Linked DNA regions of Mus musculus: region 1 is linked to region 2. Evidence: chromatin loops called from intact Hi-C (ENCODE). Cell type or tissue: left cerebral cortex. All regions are shown on one strand. Each heading gives the region's core, and the rest is flanking DNA. Links, peaks and the distances in the headings are about the cores only.

Region 1 (11,456 bases), core at 1,348-9,347, 50 kb after region 2:
GACATTGGGGGTTCCATCTCTGCCAGGTTTTGAAGATACCAAGGAATCTTTGCTGAGATACCCTTGCTAAGTTGTGCAGAGCCTCCAGCCACCGTGAGGAGGAGGCAAATAAGCCTTTTTACCTTTTAAGTTACAAGCCTCAGGCTTTACGCTAAAGCAATACAAAGTGGTCTATGGTGCAGGGTAAAAGCTATCATTTACTTCTTTAGTCACTCTCCCTTCTCTTCCCCTGCCTCTAAAGATCCCAGAGAGTGAGAGCCTAGAGGGTAGGGACCAATCCTGTGTTCCGCAGGTCACAGTGAGGGGATCAGCAAGTTTCTCTTGGATTACTTCTATTAAAGGAAATCTTCCAACTCTTGGAAGCAAACGAGCCTAGGACTGAGTGACTTGCGGTCCTTCCGAATGGATGAATTACAGCTGTTCATCCTTACAGGGGTCCTCAGGGGTGGTCCTACACATGCTTTCTGAATGTTCTTTCAATGTCTTTAGGAGAGTTTCCCCACTCCTTGCAGAAGAAAGCCAGATACTGAGTATGCTGTGTTAGCACACAGCTTTCCATCCTGCATAAATGCCAATGGCCGGATTCCCTTGCTAGCAGGGAAAGCCTAGGGTTGTGTTGCTGTCACGTATGATACACTGAGAACCAGTTTTGTGCCTACGCCAGCAAGCTAATTTTAACATTTCTTTCCTTCCTTCCTTTCTTTTTTTTTTTTTTGCATAAACATCTAAAATATTATTTAAATAAGCTTCGCCTTCAACCTAGTTTCCCTGTTATTTTCAATGAGATCAATAACACATTGACATGCATCCACTTTATACGTTGTAAAAGCCGTGTCTTTCAGCTCCTTGGAAACTGTGTTTTGATATCTCACAGGAATTGTGAAGTGCCTAAATAATAGTAGCCCCCACTGTGTTTTCTTAAGACCTGGACCCCACGCTGACATTTTCTATGCCATCTCTCTAGTCCTCACTGGGGCTTGTGAAGGGGATCTTTATTTCATTAGCGAGCTCTGTGGCTCAGAAGAGTCCAGCAATGTGCCCAGGCTGGGCACAGAACTTTACTCTCTCTGGTCCCCAGGATAGCCCCAGAGCACGGAACCCATGATCCTGCATTTTTAGAAAATCAAGGCTTATTTACCTGGTAAATGGCTCAGTCAGGTCTGGGAACCCGACATTCACCTACTTCTATTTCATCAACCAGGTGACCTCTGAGAAGTCCGCGGTTCCTGGCACAGTAGAGACACCGTTGTTGGGAGTCAAGAGATGCGGGAGTAGGCTGAGACTCTTAGATAGCTCCATGGCAACGTATGCATCTCCTCCTTGATCCATAGAACATGGAGACTACTGCCTAAGAACGTAGCTGCTGGTCCCTAAAACATCAGGGACCGGAAATGAGGGATGAACCAGAAATGAATTGAGGATAGTCAGTGACCATTGCTGTGGTGTGTGTTGTGATTTTGGGAAGAGGAAGTCTATTGGGGAGAGTATGGGGAAAAGGTTTGCTGTTGATGTTGTTGTTGTTGTTGTTTTGAGGCAGGGTCTCATAGAGCCCAGGTTGATCTTAAATTTGCCAGGTAGCAAGGATGGCTTTGAACTCATTTTCCTGCCACCGCCCCCCCCCCCCCATCTCTCTGGTTCTGGAATTACAGATGTGGAACGCCACATCTGGCTTCAAAAATGCCTTTTTCAAAGAGAAGGAAAAAAAAGGAAAGAAAAGAAAAAGATTGCATGGTGATGTCTGTACAGAACCGAGGAGCAAGCCCAATCCAGTGCAGCGCCCTCTACAGACCCCTGTGGGACACAGGCCCCCTCTAGGAATGAGCAGAGCAGACTGGTGTTTCTGACGGTTCTGCTCAGCACTTCTGTCCGTAGTGTTTCAATCCATCGCAAAGGGCTACAGACAGGTGCTTAAACAATGGAAACCGATTTTCTCACAGTGCTCAAAGTGAAAACGTAAGGTCTTGGCAGGATGCACTTCTATCGCCGTCTCTCCCTGGCCTGTAGACGGCATCTTTCCTTGCGACTTCCCAGGGTCTTCTATCTGTGTGTCATGTCCTAACGTCTCCTCACAAGCCCAGCAGACAGGCCGAGGGTGGGGCCCACCCAGGTGGCCTTGTTTGGCCTGACCTCTTAGAAGGCCCCATCTCCAAATGCTGTGAAGTAATAATGTCTCAAGTGGCTGAAGGGTGTTCACAGGAACTTGAGGTTGATGAACCTCTGCTTACAAGAGGCCAGGAGCTACTATTTCCTGGTTTTCAGAAAAGGAAACAGGGGGACAGAAAGATCGGTAACTTATCCCGATATATAGCTAACAATAGAAACAGCGCTGAGCAGAACTAGCCGGATACTATAGCCTGAGCACAGAGCTCCTGCCTGCACACACCCACACCCACAGAGGTAGGGCTGTAGCCATTCATGATTCTCTAGTGCAGCAATCAAGACTTAGGCGACACCTCTTGGCCAAGGTCACTTAACTTGACAGATGGCAGAACAGGAGTTCCAGCCTAGACATCCTGTCTCCAAGTCCAGTCCCACGAGGCCCCCTTAACAGGCTCCTTTGACAGCAGATGGGGTTAGCAAATGGTTCTAGGGAAGTGGGGGAGAGTTTGGGGATAGTGTAATTGATCCTCTACCCCGTGGTGTCCTTACAAGGGATTTTGTGAGACAATGGCTTCCTCGCACCATTGACATAAGTTTTTCAGGAACTGCGATGAAGCTAGAACATATCCAGGCAATGCTGATGGAGAGGATGTGAGTCCAACCTCTTTGAGATTCCCACTCCCTTGTAGGTTTGCCCACTTCTAGGTCCTGTCCCAAACAACACAACCCTTCTTAATACTAATAGCACTCATTAGGGATGAATCTACCCCCCATTTCAAGTACCTTTTTGTACAGCCTTCTTTAACCTTCTCAACAGCTCAGAGAGTCAAGGGTAGCATTGTGACTTCTCTGTTTACATACCAAGAAAGACCCTGGGGCAGCTCCTTCCCCAGGGTCACTTAGGCTGTAGTTGAGGGAGCCTGCACAGCCTAAACTCTAGCCCTCTTCATGGATAACTGACAGAGAACTGATGGATCACCGCCCCCCACCCCCCGACTTTCTTAATGTATTGCTTGGTTTTCCAGGAAAAGCTAAGCACACCTGCTCTATGACACATTTTCCCTTAAAACCTTTAATCAGGAAGGGCAGGGAAGACCCCAGGGAGACATCAGGGACCCTCTGTGGGGACGGGGTCCAAGATGCTCTGGGGCAGAGGAAATAATTCAATCTTGAAAAGTCAAGGGACACTTGGTAAGTGGAGTGACAGCTCCCTGGCTCTTCAGGGCTGGCTAGGGATTCACCAGGCAGACAGACAGATGTTGGCACAAAGGATAGCAGTGGCTGATATGTATGGAGCTGGGAACCACATAGAAAGGGGGTCAGCCCAGAGTCAAAGCTGATGATGGGGTACCATGCTGAGAGAGCAGCTTTATTTTTGTGACTATGACATTTTAAAGTCCCAAGGATTCTTGAAATGATGTGGTCTTTAAACTCCACGAAGGATTTTACTGACACTGCAGTCCCCTTAGTAGCCCAGGAGCCTCACAAGCCTCGTCTCCCATCCCAGGCCTCCCTTCTGGCCTCACCTCCCAGCCTCTGGTCTTCATGGCAGGCCCTCCCTTCCTGTTCTTCTGAGAAAAGCCAAGCACCTGACTTAGGCTTTGACCTTGTCACTCCGCATACCTAGCTTCTCTTCTTACCCTTTAGCACAATTCCATCTCATGAGCTAGCTATGGTCATCAGAACTTTAGTACCGCTCTCGAGAAAGGTTTATTAAATGAATGAATGAAGTCCATTTTAAAAAAAATTCCAATTCGTTGAACGTGAGTGTACGGAGAGCTGTAAGCCATCATTGCACTGAATAATTAACTGGGACACACAGTTGCCTTTCGGCATCCCTGATCACTCTGTTATGCCTGAATTGCCTGCAGGTCACCAACAGAACCTCTAGTAAGGGTCTGGGCTGCAGTCAAGGTGAGGCAGCTTAGCAATTTGGCTCTTGTGCTCAAGGCTCCATCTAACAACCGTGCTCCTACAAACACGTCTCAGCACCAGAAAAGAAGCCGTGAAATTGCCTGAATTGAGAAGCTGACAGGAGAGCAAAAGGGCCCTGTCAAAACCCAACTTAGCTAAAAGACAAAAAGGCAATTCTGTCTAGCTACAGCAGCATGTTCCTAAGACTGGGAGAGGGGAGAAGGATGGCTTCCCTCCCTCCTCGTCCCCTCCCCTTCCCCTTACCTCCTCCCTTTCTTCTACGCTTCCCCCAAGCCTTCTTTGGCCCTCACTGTCTTCCTACATCCTTAATTGAAGGGTGAGTGAAATCACTTGTCTTCAGGAAAAGATATTCCTGACAAATTAGTGGTGGTCAAAATAGCAATAATGTCTCCCAAAAGCGCAAGCACCCTCTCTCTCTCTCTCTCTCTCTCTCTCTCTCTCTCTCTCTCTCTCTCTCTCTGGAAGTGGAGAGTCAGGATCAGCTCTTTTGATATTTGTGAATTCTCTCCCCTATCTCTTCAAGGCACTGGCCTCTTGTCTTTGTTCCCTGGCTCATTCAGCACAACAACAGCAACGTCTCCGGCAGAAAGTTCCTGCATTCTGCAATTTTATTCAGGACTTGGGTTTACGTCTCACGGTGTTAGTCCCTCAGGGTCAATGATACCATTAGCTGATTATGAAGAAGCCAAGATCCTCTTTATTGGGTGCAGCTCTACATGGCTTTGTTTTGTTTCCAGATTGGGTCTGATTGTGGGGTGGCTTAACAAACACAGGGGTGGAGCAGCTTAAGTCATTCATGGCCAGGATCCTGATGAAGAAATTAGGGCTTACTGAAGACAAAAACACCCAGCCTCTTCTCTATTACGAGGAGAAAAGAAAGCATGGCTCTAAATTTTAAATGCCAACCAACAACTGGTTTTGAAATTGTTATTTAGCTGCAGTGATGGTGGAGACCCTGGGAAGCAGATGTCTCACAGTTCATGAGAGAGATTTTTCAACCCTTAGGAAAGACTCAGGTAGCCCTGAGAAATTCTGAGGATGAAATTTGCACGCTGAATTTCCTAAAATTCGGTGTGTGCGGGTGGTGGATTTTAAATAGCTGGAGTGTTCAATTTGTAGAGCCCCTTGGGGGTTAGGTAATTGCCTGGCAGCTTGTGTGAGTTCTGCTGGCAATGGGCTCAGGAGATTTACTCCTTGAAGAATGCGAGGAGAAGTGATTTCCCAATATTTGCAAATTGGCAAGCTGTGACGTTTCTGAAAAAGCAGATGGAGTTTAGGGAGAGCCCAGAGCAGTGGCCGGAAATCCCTGCACGGAGGATGCTGTCGGAGTCAATTCTCCATGTGAGCAGTAGATGGCGCTAGCTGCCTTCCCTGGCAGAGCTGCAGCCTCTTTCCCCAGGTTCTTAGATGGCCCTGGAGATTCCATCTAAGAAGAGCCAGAATTGCTTCCCATAGGAAGCATGATTGGGGGAGTGCGAAAAGGGGCTTGTGGTGTGTTCACGACTTAATGACAACACGTAGACTGGTCAAAGGTTAATGCCTTTAAAACAGTGGTGAGCTGTTTTGTACTGTTGTTTCCCAGTTGCTTCTTGTGAGGAAGGGGTGGTCCTAGCACGGAAAGATCTCAGCAGCCAAGAGCACTGTAGAAATGTGATTTTTCAGCTTGGGTAAAGATATGGTTCTTTTTCCTTCCTAATAGCTGGGAGACTCAGAGCAACCAAGGGGCCCTAGGCATGGGGTCTATAGGCACAGGATGGGAAAGTCTGTACGGAAGCTCAGCAGAGCACTGCCCACCCCACCCCTGTGCGCAGTGAATGCTGTGTCAGAAGCCAGGCATCTTCTCCCAGATCTGAGCAGTGTCTCTATACACAAAGGGACATAAAGAATCGCCCCTAGGAAACCTTAAGTTCAGATGACGCTGTGCTGTTATCAATCATTCCTGATCCATCTCAGGACTACAGCTGCTCACACACTCTTTTAAAATGCCTTGAATTATGGGAGGGAAATGATAAAAGTAAGTTGTGTGTGTGTTTGAATAAGAATGTATTGTGTCTACACTATTGATTGGCAAGGGAGAGACTAACAGGTCAGTTTGTGTATGAGTGAGGAAAGCCTAGGCTTTGATTTCAGATAATTCTCCTACCATCAGCAGGAATATTGTCTGTATTTATAATTTATACATATGTTGTTTATTTAGTAAGGATCTAGGAAGAAAACTAGAAACGACTGTAGGTTTTTCTCCCTCCCTCCCTCCCTCCCTCCCTCCCTCCCTTCCTCTTGCTCGCTTCCTTTCTTTCTCTTTCTCTACCTCTCCCTCTCTCTTCTTTCTTCTTTCTTCCTTCCTTCCTTTCTTTTTCTTTCTTTCTTTCTTTCTTTCTTTCTTTCTTTCTTTCTTTCTTTCTCTCTCTCTCTCTCTCTTTCTCTCTCTCTTTCTTTTTTCTTTCTTTCTTTCTCTCTCTTTCTTTCTTCTCTCTCTCTCTCTCTCTCTCTCTCTCTCTCTCTCTCTCTCTCTCTCTCTTCCTTCCTTCCCTTGACAGGGTCTCTATATGTAGATTTGGGTGTCCTGCACATGATCTTGAACTCACAGATCCACCTGCTTCTACCTCCTAAGGTTGTGTGTACCACCACAGCTGGCCACTGCAGGTCTTTCAAATACAGGGCATTTTAATAGAGGGAGTTTGTTATACACAGGAGGGTGAGCTGAGAAGCTAAACGGAAGGAGGTGAAAGCACCCAAAAACATCAAGCATAGGAAACCACAGTTGTCCCTAAGGCAGGGGGACGATAGAAACACTGGTGCCTTAAGATGACCAGGCAAGGTAGTGCTTCTCAACCTTCCTATTGCTGTGCCTCTTTAATACAGTTCTTCATGTTGTAGTGACCCCTAACCATAAAGTTATTTTTATTGCTACTTCATAACTTTATTTTGCTACCGTTATGAATCGATCATAACGTTGAGAACTGCCGAGGTGAGGTTTATGGCTGGTGTAAAGTGAAAACTGCCCACATGATCTAAAGTCATGGCAGGATTTGATAGCTTGGGAGAGGCACAGAGACTGGGGGAGCATCCTGTTGTTCATTTTCTCCTACCCTTCGGTCTTCTACCATACTATCCCATTGCCTAAACCCACCCAGAAGCCAGAGGTAAGAAGACCTTGAGTGGAGTTCCCTGGGATATAGAGATAAGCAGAGGAAAAGCAGGGATGGACGGAATGAACCCACAGCAGACAGGGAGACTAGTGGTATGTTAAAGATCTTGCTGTTATCAAGAAATTTGGATGTGTGGTTGTTTATCTGTGTGTGTGTGTGTGTGTGTGTGCACTCGCATGTGTATACACACATGCACTTATTATAATGTTGAGGTGAAGAATGTGAACCAGCTGTGTAACATGGGCAGGCAACTGGGCTTCTTTGCATCTCTTTCTCTGTACATTTGGATTAATAATGAGTACCTCAAGGATTTGTGAGGGATCAATAAGGTCATCTTTGTCAAGAGCTTGGAGTGATGTCTAGTCCAAGGTAGCCAGAACTCTGGACTGTGTTCTTTAAATCTGTCCAGGCTGTCTTGTGTGTGGGTCTAGTTTGTTTTCTTTTTTTTTAAGATTTAGTTATTTATTTTATGTATATGAGTACACTGTAGCTATACAGATGGTTATGAGCCTTCAAATGGTTGTTGGGAATTGAATTTTAGGATCTCTGCTTGCTCCAGTCAACCCCACTCACTCAGTCCCTGCTCCCTCTGTCCCAAAGATTTATTTATTATTATACATAAATACACTGTAGCTGTACAGATGGTTGTGATCCACCATGTGGTTGCTGGGATTTGAACTCAGGACTTTCGGAAGAAGCAGTCAGTGTTCTTAACCCCTGAGGTATCTCTCCAACCCGTCTAGTCTGTTTTCTAACTGCACACAGGTTCCTGCCCTATTTGAGTCCCTGCCTTCAGTGACAAGCTACGAGGGGAAATGGACACCAGACAAACCCTTTCCTTTCTAACTTGATTTTGGTTGTTGTGTTTCATTATAGCAATGGTAACCCTAATACTCAAACTCACTGTTGTTTGGGATGGCTGAGTGGCAGGCATGTGTTGGATTTGTGTGACAGTGTGTGAAGTGGACTGACATTTAGGAGGTTTTCAGTGTCTTCAGTTTACTGTGATTGACTCTGTGTGTGTGTGTGTGTGTGTGTGTGTGTGTGTGTGTGTGTGTGTGTGTGTGTGTGTTATGCACACCACACATGTATATGCTCCACGGTCAGGGGGAGGGTGTCAGGTACCTACTATCAGTCTCTGCCTTATTTCTTATTTCAGAGAAAGTCTCTCACTGAACCTGGAGCTAGACTGGCAGCCAGCAAGGCACAGAAATCCTTCCTTGGGGTTACCAGTGTGCACAGGACCATGCTTAGCTTGTTACCCAAATGCTGGGATTCAGACTCTTGTCCTGTGCCTGGGAAGCAAACAAACATGTTAACCCCTGAACATCTCTCCATGCCCTGAACTTGTCTTTAGCTTCTTGTAAATAAAGGTTGGTTGGCTCTACACAGAAGTTCCAGAGCAGAGAGTCCACCCCTCTGAGTCGCTGCTATTCGGATCTGCACACTGCCCTGTGAGCTAGATGTTTTCATCAACTTAGAAAATCAAGGTGCAGAGGAATTGAAAACATCCCAATGTCTGGGACAAGATTGGACCCAGGCCTGTGCTCCCTCCTCCTGCTATCCCACCCCAAAAAGTGTGGAGCGGAAATTTGCTTTTCACCATGGCCAGGAGTGTGTGTTGACTGTGGGTATGAAATGTGAATAAGAAGATCTGTTACAGATGCTCAAATGGCCACAGCATGACCCCAGAGGGTCAGAGCCAAGAGTGTGTCAAGTGATTGCAGATCTTGGCACTTTCCAGGAGATGCCAGGTATTATTGCCAATGGGCACAGCTAGCTGGTGGGAGAGGCACTCACGGAGAGCTGTGGTCTTGGTGGGAGAACACAGCTTCTCAATTCTACTGATTATCCCCAACCCCATTGTGTCCCTGTGAATGATGGCACTTTGTAATCAGAAGCTCAGCCAGTATAGAGTGGGCTCATTTGGACAATTGCTATGTATTTGCAAAGATGAATGTGGACCATTTGTCTATGCCTTGTTGTCTCAGCAGGTCTGGAGTCAATGCTAATGAGAACAGATCCGTTTTCCCCTCAGCATGATTTTGAGCACATTGTACCTGGGTTAAAAGACCTCCGTGGCAGCCCGTTACCTACAGGGTCGAGGCCAAGTGCCATGCTAGGATGGCATCGTGTCTTCAGAACTGGACTCAGCTTGCCTTTCCAGCTTCACCTGGGATTCCCACACACACTTTGCTCCATCTTCTGTGTGTAGGCCCCAGTTGCCTACCTTCAGCCTGCCTCCAGCTCTCCTGACTGTACCTTTGCCTGTGCCATTACCTCCATACAGAGGAAACAATGGTGTTTAGTCCAGGGAGCCTTCTACAGCCTTCCCTACTATCCCACTGAGGAAACAGACAGAATTAAGCCTTATGTTGAGCACTCACATGTAAATTCATTGACTTGTTTAAGATTTATTTGAATGCCTACTTTACACTGGGTACTGGTACGCGTGGCAATTCGGTAGTGAGTTTGATATAAGAAATGAATCTGATGTGTAATGTGTACCAGCGTTCTGGTACCGTCACCGTGGTGACCTACAACAGCACACATTTATTTGTTGGTTCTTTCAGAGGGCAGAACTGTGGAATTGAGGCATTGGCAGGGCTGGTTCCTTCTGGGAGCTCGGAGGAAGTTCCCCTCTGGGCCCCCATTGGCATCGGATGGCTGACTACCACCTTGGCATTCTCTGGCTTGTGGATACACCACTCCAATTTCCACTCTCTTTCTCACACCTCATTTCCCCTGTGCTTTTCTGTTTCTCTTCTCTCTTTAGGACACTTGTTCTTAGATTTAGGGTCCTCCCTACATCCCGATGATCTCATCTCAAGATCCTTGGCTTAATTACATCTGCAAAGACCCTTTATCAAAGTTAACATTATTCAAGGTTCGTAGAGGAAGGTCATATATATATCAGGAGGGCACCACTCACAGTGTTTTAAGTAAGAGATTTATTCTCCCTTGAGGAGAAGCTTGAAGGTTGGTAACCACCAGCCTTAGTTTATTCCCTAACCTCTCCACAGTTCCGTTATTCTTTCCCTCATCTTGGCTTGTGGTTACCTCAGCTCACTATATCTGCAGTGAGGAGGATGTAGGTGACAGCATCAGGCAGTCACACTGAACCCTGTTGTCACCAAAGCTCAAGTTTTAGCTTCCACATAGCACACATCTCAGAAAGAAAGGCTTGAGTTCCTCTGCCTCTGAGGTGGGTGAGGCAGTGTTTTATCAAGGCTAGAAGATACACTGTGACTAACACAGGGTCCCCTGTCCTCAGAGAGCTGAGAATTATGGTCTCAGTCCTCAGGAGGACCTTGACCTTAGATGTATTTGGCTGTAGGAAACAGATTGAGAGATGGTGAGCCTCATGTGTATTGTTCCCTTCAATGAAGGACTATTGCCTCAGTTGCTGGGGTCACTTTCCATATTTTACCTCCAATAACCAGAACACCAGAGTCTCTGTCTCAGCTGCAGAGTCATCTTGCCCAAGGACACACATTTTCCAGAGAGTATCATATACAAAGCCCAATCTTTTCATTGCCTAACAGGAGCAATTTTGCTGTCTCACCAACGCCCTTGGCTCTCTGAGTCCCAGACTTCAATACGCCTCTGTAGCTTCCCAACAGCATCCCCGTAGCCTCAGCTGGGAAGGAGGGAGGCAGAGACGAGGTCCAGGAAGACACCCATGCTAGATGGAGTTAAGCATGTGTCATACATAGTTCAGCAGGACAGAACTACTGGGGATGGTCACCCACATCTCACACTGGAGGAAAGGAGGGGACAAGAATGGGGGGTGGGGGGTAGGCCCAGGGAAGGTGGTCAGGAGAACATGAAGACATGGAGGGAAGGAGAGAACACTGTAGCTCAGGTCTTCCAGTTGGCTTCCCATATGGGGAAACTGTCATTATAAGTGCCTTTCAGAGCCACTCCCACCTGAGGCTGCCTGGTCCTCAGGGTTAGACCTCTATCCATTCTACTGATGTCCTCCTGTCTTCAAAATCTCCTCTTGGAACACTTACTTTATGAGGTGAACCGAAAATAAAGTCATTTAAGATCTTTAAGCCATGTGACACTAAAACACAGGCTATTTCCGCATTATCATAATGGAGTAGCACATGACAGATTGGAACTTGAAAGGAAACGGGGGGGGGCGGGGTATGGAGAGGTTTCAAGGGAACATGATGCTCTTGTCAATACTGTTCCATCTTTCAAAGGAGGAATGGCTTTCTTCCCACCGACCACAGGTACATGTGTGTTCATAATCGCCGTCTAGAG
Region 2 (11,456 bases), core at 1,399-9,398:
ACCGAGCCTGGCTTGGGCTTTTGAAACCCCAGTGCCATCCCCTAATGACACACTTCTTGGAGGTGTGTGCTACACTTTTCCCAACCAGGCTGCATCTCCTAATTCTTTCAAATAGTGCCACCCCTGGTGACCAGGCACTTAAATATATGAGCCTATGGGGGGGGGGGTCATTCTTACTCAAACCACCGCAAGCCCCCAGAGTGAGGAAGAATGGCTACCATCTCCCTGACTGCAGCAACTTAGAAGGTGGTCCTAGTGATGGTGGCAACCAATTGGAAGGCAGGAGTTTGAGGGATGCGGATGAATAGGTTGAGGGTTGAGGACCACTGCGCCTCTGATGGTTGTCTAGAGGCAGACAATACGCAGTCTGGAGCTGGAGCAGGTGCGTGCAGTGTGCATTGGGGCTTCTGCCAGTGATCCAAGATAGGAAGACATAGTGAGTGCTTAGAAGAGCACCAGCATGTGAAGGGCTGAGAAGTGGTCGGCGAGGAAAGGCCCTCAAAGGAGCCTCAGAGGGAGTGGACACAGAGAGGCTTAAAGTTAAGAGCATCGAGAAGACAGCTCTTCGTGGAAGGGGTGTGGCCTCCAGTTAGGTTGTTGGGGAATTGTAGAGATAAATGAAAGTATCCGTTAGACTTGCAAAGGCGATGACAAAAATAAACCTGGTTAATGCTGTCAGTGGTTTGAAAGTGAGCAAGAAGATTGCACCAGATTAAAGAGCAAGTGAGCAGTCTGTTAAATGTACATGTCTGTTGGTAGGAGCATGGCCACCCTTGAAGCAGGCTGAGGGACTAGGAAGAATAGAATCTTGCTTTTAGTTTAGGCTGGGAGCCATGGGAACACCAGGAGAGTCCAGGAGACTGAGGTGCTGGAGAGAGGAGGTAACGTGGGCTCCTGAGCCCAGGCAAATGCGGCCTTGGGCAGAGTAAAGGCACCGGTTTCCCCAGCGCTAGAGAAAGGGCAGATGTGGATGCAGGAACATGTGACCCTGGCATGTCGAGTCATGAGCAGAGTAGGCCACAGCTTCTGTTGTCTGACACAGGATGGCAAACCCTCTGTAAGTGAAGGGCGCTGCCCAAGTGTTATCTACTAACTGCCCAGGGTTCTTTAGCTTTTCCTGCCTCTGAGGAGGCTGACAAGACGGCTCATCAGCCACTTGCTGCCAGGCCTGATCACCCCAGTTTGATTCCTGGATGCTGCATGGTAGAAGGGAAGAACCGCAGGATGTCAGGGAGGATCCAGCCACTTTCAGTTAGGGGGAATAAAATCAGATGGAATGCTTAGGAGAAGGACTTTGTATTAATATAACTAGTGATTCAGTAGCCCAGGGAGAGGTGGTCCTCATCTGTCCCGAGGTGGACAGTCCATCTGTGACTGTCCTTCCACCTGAGCTGTTGGTTTGCTTCTGCCTCTCAGTTGCTTCTTAACTCCTTGCCTCTGACTGCCCCATGTACATTTTTTAAAATATTTTTTATTATTACGTATTTTCCTCAATTACATTTAGAATGCTATCCCAAAAGTCCCCCATACCCTCCCCCCCCCCCCCACTTCCCTCCCCACCCATTCCCATTTTTTGGCCCTGGCATTCCCCTGTACTGGGGCATATAAAGTTTGTGTGTCCAATGGGCCTCTCTTTCCACTGATGGCCGACTAGGCCATCTTTTGATACATATGCAGCTAGAGTCAAGAGCTCCGGGGTACTGGTTAGTTCATAATGTTGTTCCACCTATAGGGTTGCAGATCCCTTTAGCTCCTTGGGTACTTTCTCTAGCTCCTCCATTGGGGGCCCTGTGCTCATTCCAATAGCTGACTGTGAGCATCCACTTCTGTGTTTGCTAGGCCCCGGCCTAGTCTCACAAGAGACAGCTATATCAGGGTCCTTTCAGCCAACGCTTGCTAGTATATCCAATGGTGTCATCGTTTGGAGGCTAATTATGGGATGGATCTCTGGATATGGTGTACATTTGTTATTCGTTCAGATTTGATTGTTCCAGAGAGTGGACTACGGTTCTTAGGGACCCAAGCCATGTAGAGTTAAAGTGTCAGGTCCTTCAGGCCAGCCTGCGTGTGGCGAGTTAGGGCTGGGCAGAGAGTATAGGGCTGAGCAGGTCCCATGATTTCTGCTTCAGTAGGATAATCTCCAGTAGGCAGCAGGAATGAGAAGGAAGCCCCCACTGTCCAACTGGGCAAAAGACAGTCTAGTGATAGCTACGCAGCAGGCCACTGTGACAAGTGTGTCTCGGTGCACTTCCTTTTGACATTCAGCATGCTCTTTAGCTCTCTCACTGACTTGAGTTACAGTTGTTCAGTGGAGTGAGTACAAGGTCAATCCATCCATGATAGCTCACATCCTGTTTTAACTCTTGGGGAGGTAGCAGTTAGCCTTGGGGCCCGATGGTCTGAAACCAGCAGCTTGGGTACAGTTCTGTTGTGCTTCTGGGGGGAGCCCAGGAGTTGCTTTTCCCCTTTCTTCCTGTTGCAGGTAGGGTTCGTCTGAGAACTTAGTGGACCATACCTTGAAGCCTTTACATCCTACAAGCAATTGGAGTCTGGCTCTTTAGTAGGAAGTAGGATAGAGTAAGAGCAGGGGTTTTTGTTTGTTTGCTTGCTTTTGTTTTTATCTTGATCTTTCCTAGGTTTAGTCTGATACAGAGAACTACAAAATCATCAGGTTTGTTGTTGTTGTTTTACCAGAAATCCCAGAGCTCATTCATTCCTGACATTTGGCTGCCTTGTCCAGTGTCACTGCATGTTTATTGCTGGGTGGACACTAGACCCTGACTCCCCGACCTTGTCCACTTAATGCCCTGTCAGGGTGCCTGTAAGAGACTGAGGTTGCAGGACAGCGGGTAACTGGTTCCTTGGGTAACTGGAGGAGACCTGATTCTCTCGCTTCTCGCCTGTCCCTTGCTGCCCCCAATTGAAACTGTGTTGTATATCTATCTGATAGAACAAGATTACCAGAAATCACTTGATGTGCAGAATGCCTTTCGTGTAAGGGCATTTTCCCTATTACATGCCAGGTGCTTAGAATATGCTCTTCACACCATTCACCGTGTAATCGAGCAGAGTGCAGAGACAGGCTGGAGTCCTGTTTCCTAACTGGTATCTCACAGCTCTCTGGATCCAGCCAGGTTTGGATGAGTATGCAGGCGTGTTTACGGTGCAAAGACAGTGACTGAAATGGCCACTAGTTCCAGCTTGGGTGAGCTGCAGCAGTGGTGTGGCCCACACCGACAGTTCCCTCACTGCCTACTCTGAGATGGTACCTTTGGTCTCAGCCAACTGTTTCACACTGCTGCTCTGTCCCCTGTCAGCTGCTTCTCACCTGCTGTTCCATGTCCAGTGCCCCCCACCCCCTGTCAGCTGCTTCCTACCTGCTGTTCCATGTCCAGTGCCCCCCACCCCCTGTCAGCTGCTTCCTACCTGCTGTTCCATGTCCAGTGCCCCCCACCCCCTGCCAGCTGCTTCCTACCTGCTGTTCCATGTCCAGTGCCCCCACCCCCTGCCAACTGTTTCACACCTGCTGCTACAGCTGTGTGTTCTCCTCAGTCTGAGTTTCAGTCACCATTCTGTCCCTGTGTCCTCTTGGATTTATGACCAATTTGTATCCTTGGTCACTGTTTCCCACTTGGTGTTTGTGGTTCCCGGCTGCTCCCGCGCATTTTGGGTTCAGGAGTCTCCTGTAAACGGACTGCAGAGCCTAGTCAGCAGCACCAAATGGGACTGCCAGGGAAGTACTTAAGCCTGACCAGCTATTTTTAAACAGGGAGATGCTTGAAGCAGCCATCCTGGAATGGTCATGTGTTATAGGACTTTCTTAGCTGGCTCTTTTGCAGTTGCACTTTTTTTTTTTTTTAATTAAGAGAAAGCTCAAGTGACAGAAAAGATCCAAGGATAGAAGCACAGACCCCTGTGCCCTTCACCTGGATTTGCTGGTGGCTAACAACCACTGCGTTTGCTTTCCTCCCATACTCGCTAGACTGCAGTCATCACCATTATTGGGTGAGCCATTTGAAAGTGGGTTGAAGACATTATGAGCCTTTATTCCTAAGTACTTGGGCCGGGTTTTGCTAAGAATAAGGACATTGTTTTGCCTAATCACAGTGTACTTCAGAATTCAACAAATTTACTATTGATACAGCACAGCTGCCTGGTACAGAGACCATATCCAAAGGCTACCATTTGTCCCAATTACGCCAGGTTGTGACTTGCCGTCTCTTCGACTGCTGAGTGTGGAAGGAGATGGGGAAGTCGATGAGGCCTGGCTTTTCTCTGCAGGCTTTCCTGCTGGCGCTTCATTAGAGTGTCCTCGGAAAAGCACTTGGGAGTCTGCATTTGTGTGATGGTCAGGGTTAAATACAGCACCTAGTTGCACAACTGGTTTATCTCCCATTGCAAGTCAGCCTACCAGCATGTATAAACAGCTTTAATAACGTTCCATGGCCCTTTGACTAGAGAGAACTATCCTCTATTAAAACTACAAATCAGATCTGAGCCTTAGCACCAGGGGGCAGAGTTGAGCTTGCCGGGATACTGGAGTGGGGAATTTTCTAACTCTGGCCCCACAGTTGGATTTTAGGCGTTTTACATGGAAACTTGCTTACAACTGAAGTCAGTAATTAGCTTATTTGTTCACGTAGCTAAACCCTCCTCCTGGGTCATAGATATTTGCTGTTCCTCCAGTGACAATGAAATAGAAACCTGTCAGCTTCATCAAGAAGAGCGTGCTAAATCCTGAGAGACTGGTTTCTGTTTTCCCATTAGCAGGTTCCCATTAGCAGGCATTCTCAAATGAAGTGTCTTTGTGTGGTCTTCTGAATTTCCATAAGACTTCCCTGGCCTCAGAGTATTTATTAAAACATTAATGGATCAGAGAACCGGGTGGATTTAGATAGGAGCTAATACCGATTACCACTCTTCAGGAACTAGTTTAGCTTGCCTGTCCAGGCCAAGCCACTGAGGTGGCTGTATCAGGACCCAGATTATGAAGAGATTATAGCCTACTTAGAACAAATCTCCAGCCTGTCCAGCCTCGTTAGCAATTAGCAAGAAGGTGGCAAGACAGGGATTCCTCCCTCACAGGGTTCTCCACTGCATGATGAGAGGTTGGAGCACAATTAGGCATTCTGTCCCTGCCACCCAGCTAGCAGCTTCCTCCCAGGGATTCCTGGCAGCCTGCCAGAATCTTGGGCTCTGCAGTGGTACCTGCTTCTTAGAGAACGGGTTTGGTACAAGTTTCTTTTGTCTGTGCATCTAGAATGCCTCATAACAATTATTTTTCAAACTTTACCTCTTTCTGCTTTCACAATATTAGCGATATCTTAGGTCTGGAAAAATCTATTTTTGTTCCTGGCAAGACTCATGCCAGTGTGATGTTTTGCTGGCTGGGCACCAAGCGCAAATTTGAGACATCTATACTTTGAGACTTCCCTGTCGACAATCGTAGGGCTCAGGTCTGCAGAATGTGATGTCTTCCAGAATGAGAACACCTGTGCTGTTAGGTGTCATTGTTCCCTTGACTTGGAGACGGTCTGTTGGCTTCTGCAGGTCCGGAACATCTGTGTGCCATTTACCTGCTAGTTAGAAAGAGGCAGTGAGAACCCACTAGGCCACTGGGAATAGGTGGCCCACTGTGCCTGTCTTAGAATTAGACATCAAGATTCCCACAGTCCCCATCACCCAATAAAGTTAGTATTGATAACACTACCAGGTAAGTCATTTAGGATTGACTTTCTGTTCCGACGCCAGTTTCAAGCTAATTTGGTAACTATCAGAGTTGGTGGAACCGTTTCTTGTACTCGCAGCAAGCCTGTGAAAGTAGACAGACAGACTGGCCTAATAGCAAATAAGAGCTGAGAGTGGCTATAAAGAACCAGTCGATCTATTAAAACAAAGGTCTGATTACTGCATTTAATCACTGCAACTTAGGAGTCAACAAACTTGGCGCCAAGTCTTCCTTCTACAAAGCCATCATTTGTCAAGACACTTAAGATAATAATTCTTTGTTGTCACAGGCTTCGGGTTTCTTCCAAACCACTTAGAAAGATGTGACGGAGAACTCGAAGCCCACACTCATAAAATGCTTGATTTCTCTTGGCCTCTGCCTGTTGTGCATCTCCAAAGTGCCAGGCTTAGCTGCTGCAGCTACAGCAAGCTCACTAATTGGCACAGCACCTGCAATCAATTAGGGAAGCTTCAATTATCCAAACCAAAGCCACCCACCCAAAGATTAATTTTCTGCTCTATTTCCTATCAAAAACATAGCATATTTAGCTTGGAGTCCAGTCCTTGAGTGGAGTGTTTTTAGCCACCGTTTTTCTGATAATTGTGCCTGTCCCTTCTTTGCGGCAGCTCTCCTCTTGTAATGTCACACCCACCAGCTCTTTGAAACAGTTCTTTCTGTTGTGTTGTGTCCTTTCCAAAATGCTGAGATCACAGGAAAAAGATGTTGGTTGGGATCTTTTTGTTTGAAGTGTGGCTCTTTTTACATCTAGGATCTAGCTTCTATAACCTAAAAGCTTTAAGTAATGACGTCCCTGAATTGAATCACACTCCTAAATATGCTTGTAATTAGCCCATATAAATAGAAGCAAAATGCCCACATCTCCTTTCTAAAGAGTAATTATTTGTTCTGTTGTGTTTCTCAGAGAAGGAGCAGGCTGTAAATCGAGCTGGTATTGTCCAGGAAGATGTGCAACCGCCAGGTAAACTGAAAACGCTCAGACAATCCCTTCCGGGGCACGTGGATGAGTACTTTGCTGTGGAGTGGGTGGTTCTTCTCCCTGGAACCTGATACTGTTCATTATTTTATGATAGTTCCTCTCTTGTCAGGGCTATCTAAGACTTCATGCTAATATTTCAGTGCCTAGTACTTTTTACAAGCTTCCTGGGCCCCTCGTTTGTCCTTGGTAAGTGGACATAAAATGGAATCAAGTATGCAACAGATCATCTGCTTTGCAGACTCCCATACTGAGCACCCCTGTAAATACCTCCCTCACTGGCAGACCGTGTGTGAGGGTGAGCACTAAGGTTCAGTTTCCTAGAGAAGTTCTCAAAGCTCCCTTCAGGGACGTGTGGGATGTTCCTTTAAAATGATACAAGTTGGCTGAGTACGAGAGATTTTCTAGCTTATTAACCAAACTCCTGCAGTCTGGTGGTCCTAGGCTAGATCCATTTCTTCCTAGCAGGGAAGAGTTCCTAAGCCTTTAAAAGGATACCTCATAGCTGCCATGGCTGCCTCGTTGCAGGGTTCCAGTGGCTGCACTCACCCATTTCAATGTCTCAGCCACATGGAAATTGCATGGCTCAATTTCCACATCATCTTGTTTGTTTGGGATCAAGGGGGTGTGTTCAGTCATTTAGCAATGAATCCTGATAGGGTATTTGTGTTTCTTTCCATAGGGTTGAAAGTGTGGTCTGATCCATTTGGCAGGAAATGAGGCTGTCAGCAAGTCTGATGAGGAAAGTGGACGTCTTTATCCTGTGCACTCCGCAGTGGGGACAATAGATGCCTCACTGTGGCAGCATGGCATGGAGAGGGAACTCTCATGCTGCTAGCCAGACCCCTTGTGATAGAGACTGTGTGCAAAGACAGTGCTTCCCTTAACTCCCTGGAGAACCTGAACAGATGCCACCATTAGGAAGTGCCTTGCGGCTCCATTGACTTTGCAGGAGCAGAGCCAGCCTGCAAGGCTGTTTGTGGAAGATCTGCTGCTCCTGCAGTCTTTATCACTTCCAAGCTGTGATGTGAACACAAGCAACCTGTGGGCTCAAGGTCCGTGGCTGCTCTGACACCTTCTGAATAAGCGATTTCAGTGCAAATGGCCTTGCCAAGCTGCCTCGCAGGGCTCTTGGAGGATGTTTCAGTTGATAAAACTGTTTGAAGACAGGATCCTTGGCACTGTTTAAGAATATACACTGCTCAGCTTAACCATCTCATTGAAAGTCACTGTGTGTGGAAGTGAATAGGGAGCGAGTCACACTAGACTATACCACACACAGTAGACTCCTGCGTGAGGCTGCAGGTATTAAAATGGTTTCTCTTAGTTTGCTGGTGTGTACTGTTTTTATATTTTGTGTGTGTATATGTTTGTTTTATTTGGATGGGTGGTGTTTGTTGGCTTTGGATTTTGTTTTTTGAGACAGGGTCTGTCAGACCAGTCAAGCCTTGAACTCCCAGAGATCCACCTGTCACTGCCCAGTAGAATTTTTTTGTAAATTGAATTCTGATGTGAAGAAGTAGAAGTAGTGCTATTGTCTAGATTCTATTTGAGTAGATATCCGTGTAGTAATAGCTATTTGTAGACAAGGTGAGCGGCACACTTCTTGTGGCAGCTGTGGCATTAGGTTCTCCAGAGAAACAGAACTGATGAGATGAATATGATTTACATCAGTGACTTACAGGCTGTGGTTCACCTAATCCAACCATGCCTGTCTTATCAATGGAAAGTCCAAGAATCCAATAGTTGTTCAGTCCAAAAGGCTGGACTTTAGTATCTACCAGAATCCCGAAAAAGTCGTCTGTAATCCCCGTGAGAGCAACGGCAAGCAGGCAGAGAGCACACACTTCCTTGCATGTTTTTCGTATAGGCCTCCACCAAAAGGTGTGGCCCAGACAAAAGGTGGATCTTACCACCTCAAAAGATCCCGATTAAAGGTGGGACTCCCAGTTCACGTGGTTCAGTTAAGAAAAATCCCTCACAGGTGTACCCAAGCACTTGGGTTTTAGTTATTTCCGGATAAAATCAAGTTGACAACCAAGAATAGCCAACACAGCTGTTACTGGAGTGCCCGTCGCCCACCGGGTTCCCCGCCAGGAGTCGCGGCAGTGATGCTAAGACCCAGTTTCCTCTTGCTGGGCTTACTTTCTCCCTCCCTTGCTTCCTTGTCTTTGGTTCCTTCTGTGTCTGTCTTCTGCCTTCCCCTCCTCCCTACGACTCCCCTTTTCCTTTGATCCCTCTCACTTCTCACTTCTCACTTCTGGTACCCTGCCTACTTTTGCCTCAGGAGGCTACACGACTTGGTACTGTTCTCAGCAGAAAGCCTTGTGTTTCTGCAGCCTGTGTTTTCACGAGGTGCTTGGTGGCAGAATTTCATAATTGTCAACTTGGCATTCTCTTAACACACTGCTGGCTCAATTATGTAATGACTGGCAAACGGGAATGAGATTGATAGTTCTAAAACCAAAGTCATCATTTTGGGGAGACATTGCCTAATATAGAATTGACGTTCAGTTAACAACCCAATAGAGGGAGCTGACTAATTAGTTGTGCATTTGCCTACTGTTTTCCTTGGAGGGGGCACCAAGAAGTTATGTAATTTAAAGTCAAATCGTGCAAATGCTCCATGGAGCCTGATGACTGAGGCATGTACATCTTCTGGGCTGAAGGACTGTGGCAGCAGACTCTCCTGAGTCAGATCTTTGTCCTGGGACCTACCTCCCCTTGTCTTCAGTCTACCTTTTTGCAATGATACAAGGGCTTCCTATCCTCAGTCACCTTGACGCTTGTAGCAGGAGTGTTCTGTGTCTCAGACAAGCCTGCAGAGGGCTGCCCATGCCTGCCCCATGAGTGGCGAGAGGTGCCCTAGTGAGGATAGACAGAGGGCCTCACAATCCAGGAGTCCTAGTGTGCCCCCCTCTCCCAAGGACAGTGATTGAAGCACTTTCCTTATAAGAGGCAGCTTAGGTGCATTTAGGAAACAGGTCTGCTATTGACTAGATACATCGGGTTCTAATTTGGTGATTTCCTGGGGAGGGTAATCATTTCCCAAGTGCTTTGAACGACAACACTTCTACTGTCTGTCACCTTTCTGGGATAGAGACTTCCCCTTTAGGGGAAAATCAGACCATTACATCTTAAACCTTTTGATCTCTGGATAGCTTTACACTTTTTAAAACACACTGTCTCAAGGCTGTAAGCAGGAGAGCAGCGGTGGGGTTACCCAAGATCCCGCTTTGCCCTCTGCATGCACGCACAAACATGACACATTTTTTTAAAGCTCCACATTGTGTTCATGCAAATTATACCTATAGAAAAATGCACTGTATTACTACATTCTTAAAAAAACAAGAATTATATTACTTTAAAAGTGTCAATTATGATTATGTAGATTAATAGAATGTTGTATGAGAAAATTTTATTTTTTAAAACATAAAGTAGTTTCTGGGAAAACAGTTTAGTGGGTAAGATCACTTTATGTAAGCACGAAGACCTGAGTTCAAATCCCCAGCAACCACATAAAAAGCTGACATGGCCACAAGCACCTGAAACCCCAGCACTGAGGGGAAGAGACAGAAAAACCACCGAGGATCGCTGACTGCCGGTCAAGCTCCAGGTTCAACGAGAGACCCTGTCTCAGACATTCGGTGGCAAGGAGAGAGCAGGGCAGCTGGCCCCCGAATGGCTTCCATCCATACTGACATGTACCCACATATCTTTCGTATACATGCACCACATATAAGTACTTGTGAATATCTGTCCCAACAGAAGACCTTTGCATTCTCACGTTTCTCTGCCTTGGGTCTCTTTTATTATTATCTCTGCATTCGCACGAGGGCATGGAAGCAGAAATGTTTTCAAGGGAGGTTTTGAGTTCTTGCTCCTCAGTCAAACCTTTCGAGGACTGTGTAGTGGAATCTCATCTGTTGCCCTGGCTGGTTAGTTGTCCTGGACCTGTTTTGCTGTGTTGGAAGAGGTTGTAACAGGAGGGGAGGAACTGAAAGCATACTTGCTGTTACTGGGATAAAGAAAGCTCCATCCAGCCATTCAAATGCCCAACGGTACCTCCTGTGGGTACATTTGTAAGCCCACAGCCAGAAATAGCAATACCGCTGAGCAGTTGCAAATTTCAGCCTGGGAACACTGAAGTGTGTAACAGGACCATTCCCTTTGGCTGATAAGAAGCTCAGACACTGGGGCTCTGCTCTTCAAGAACTGCCTATGGATACTGGGGAGAGGGCTCAGGTTAAGGGAACCAATAGTTTGATTCCCAGCACCACACACTCACGACCCTCTAAATCCAGTCCAGGGTATCTCATGCCCTCTGAGAGCACCAGTCATGAATGTGGTGAACACCCATGTGATATGTGCTCACACAGAAATAAAACTTTAAAAGAAGTGCCTGTGAATGTGCGGCATGTCCATGGTCACTATGGTGACCTCATCCCCTTCTCACGCCATTTTCTTCTCACTTTAGTTTTGGTCTTAGACTGTATGTTAGAGCCTTCATTCAAGATGAGGCATGGCATACATGATATGTATTCAACTGAAAACTCATTTATAGTTAATAGAGATGAAGTAAAATCATACAGATTAATATATTAAAAATACCTTTTTAAAAAACCTTATACTTTTTTACAGTGCTAAAAAACTAGTCTTGAGAAGTACCTAGAATTCTGACTTGTGGCAAGGGATGGAGCTATGGTGTGGACGGAGCTCTGGACGACAATGGTG

What was found. Peaks named below come from ENCODE experiments on the same cell type or tissue, not always from the same donor. Only the 100,000 strongest peaks of a DNase experiment are listed, where the experiment ranks them.
Region 1: a loop joins it to region 2, with 2.3 times the contacts of the local background. A loop is called at or near these places in 4 of 42 quality-filtered maps.

The regions. Positions count from the first base shown.
Region 1 is chr5:53,320,883-53,332,338 of GRCm38, forward strand. No RefSeq gene overlaps it. Among named protein-coding and RNA genes, the nearest start is that of Gm40303, 59 kb to the left of the region's middle. In left cerebral cortex, for the core only: CTCF peaks have their summits at 1,797 (motif pointing left) and 5,380 (motif pointing right); a DNase peak (open chromatin) is centred at 5,374.
Region 2 is chr5:53,270,493-53,281,948 of GRCm38, forward strand. Smim20 (small integral membrane protein 20) reads left to right here. Exons shown (of 3, transcript NM_001145433.1): 2 at 6,651-6,707; 3 at 7,405-8,048. The coding sequence ends at 7,442. Among named protein-coding and RNA genes, the nearest start is that of Gm40303, 9.1 kb to the left of the region's middle. In left cerebral cortex, for the core only: CTCF peaks have their summits at 3,171 and 4,519 (motif pointing right); DNase peaks (open chromatin) are centred at 3,156, 3,747, 4,504, 5,181 and 2 more places; H3K27ac peaks cover 320 bases.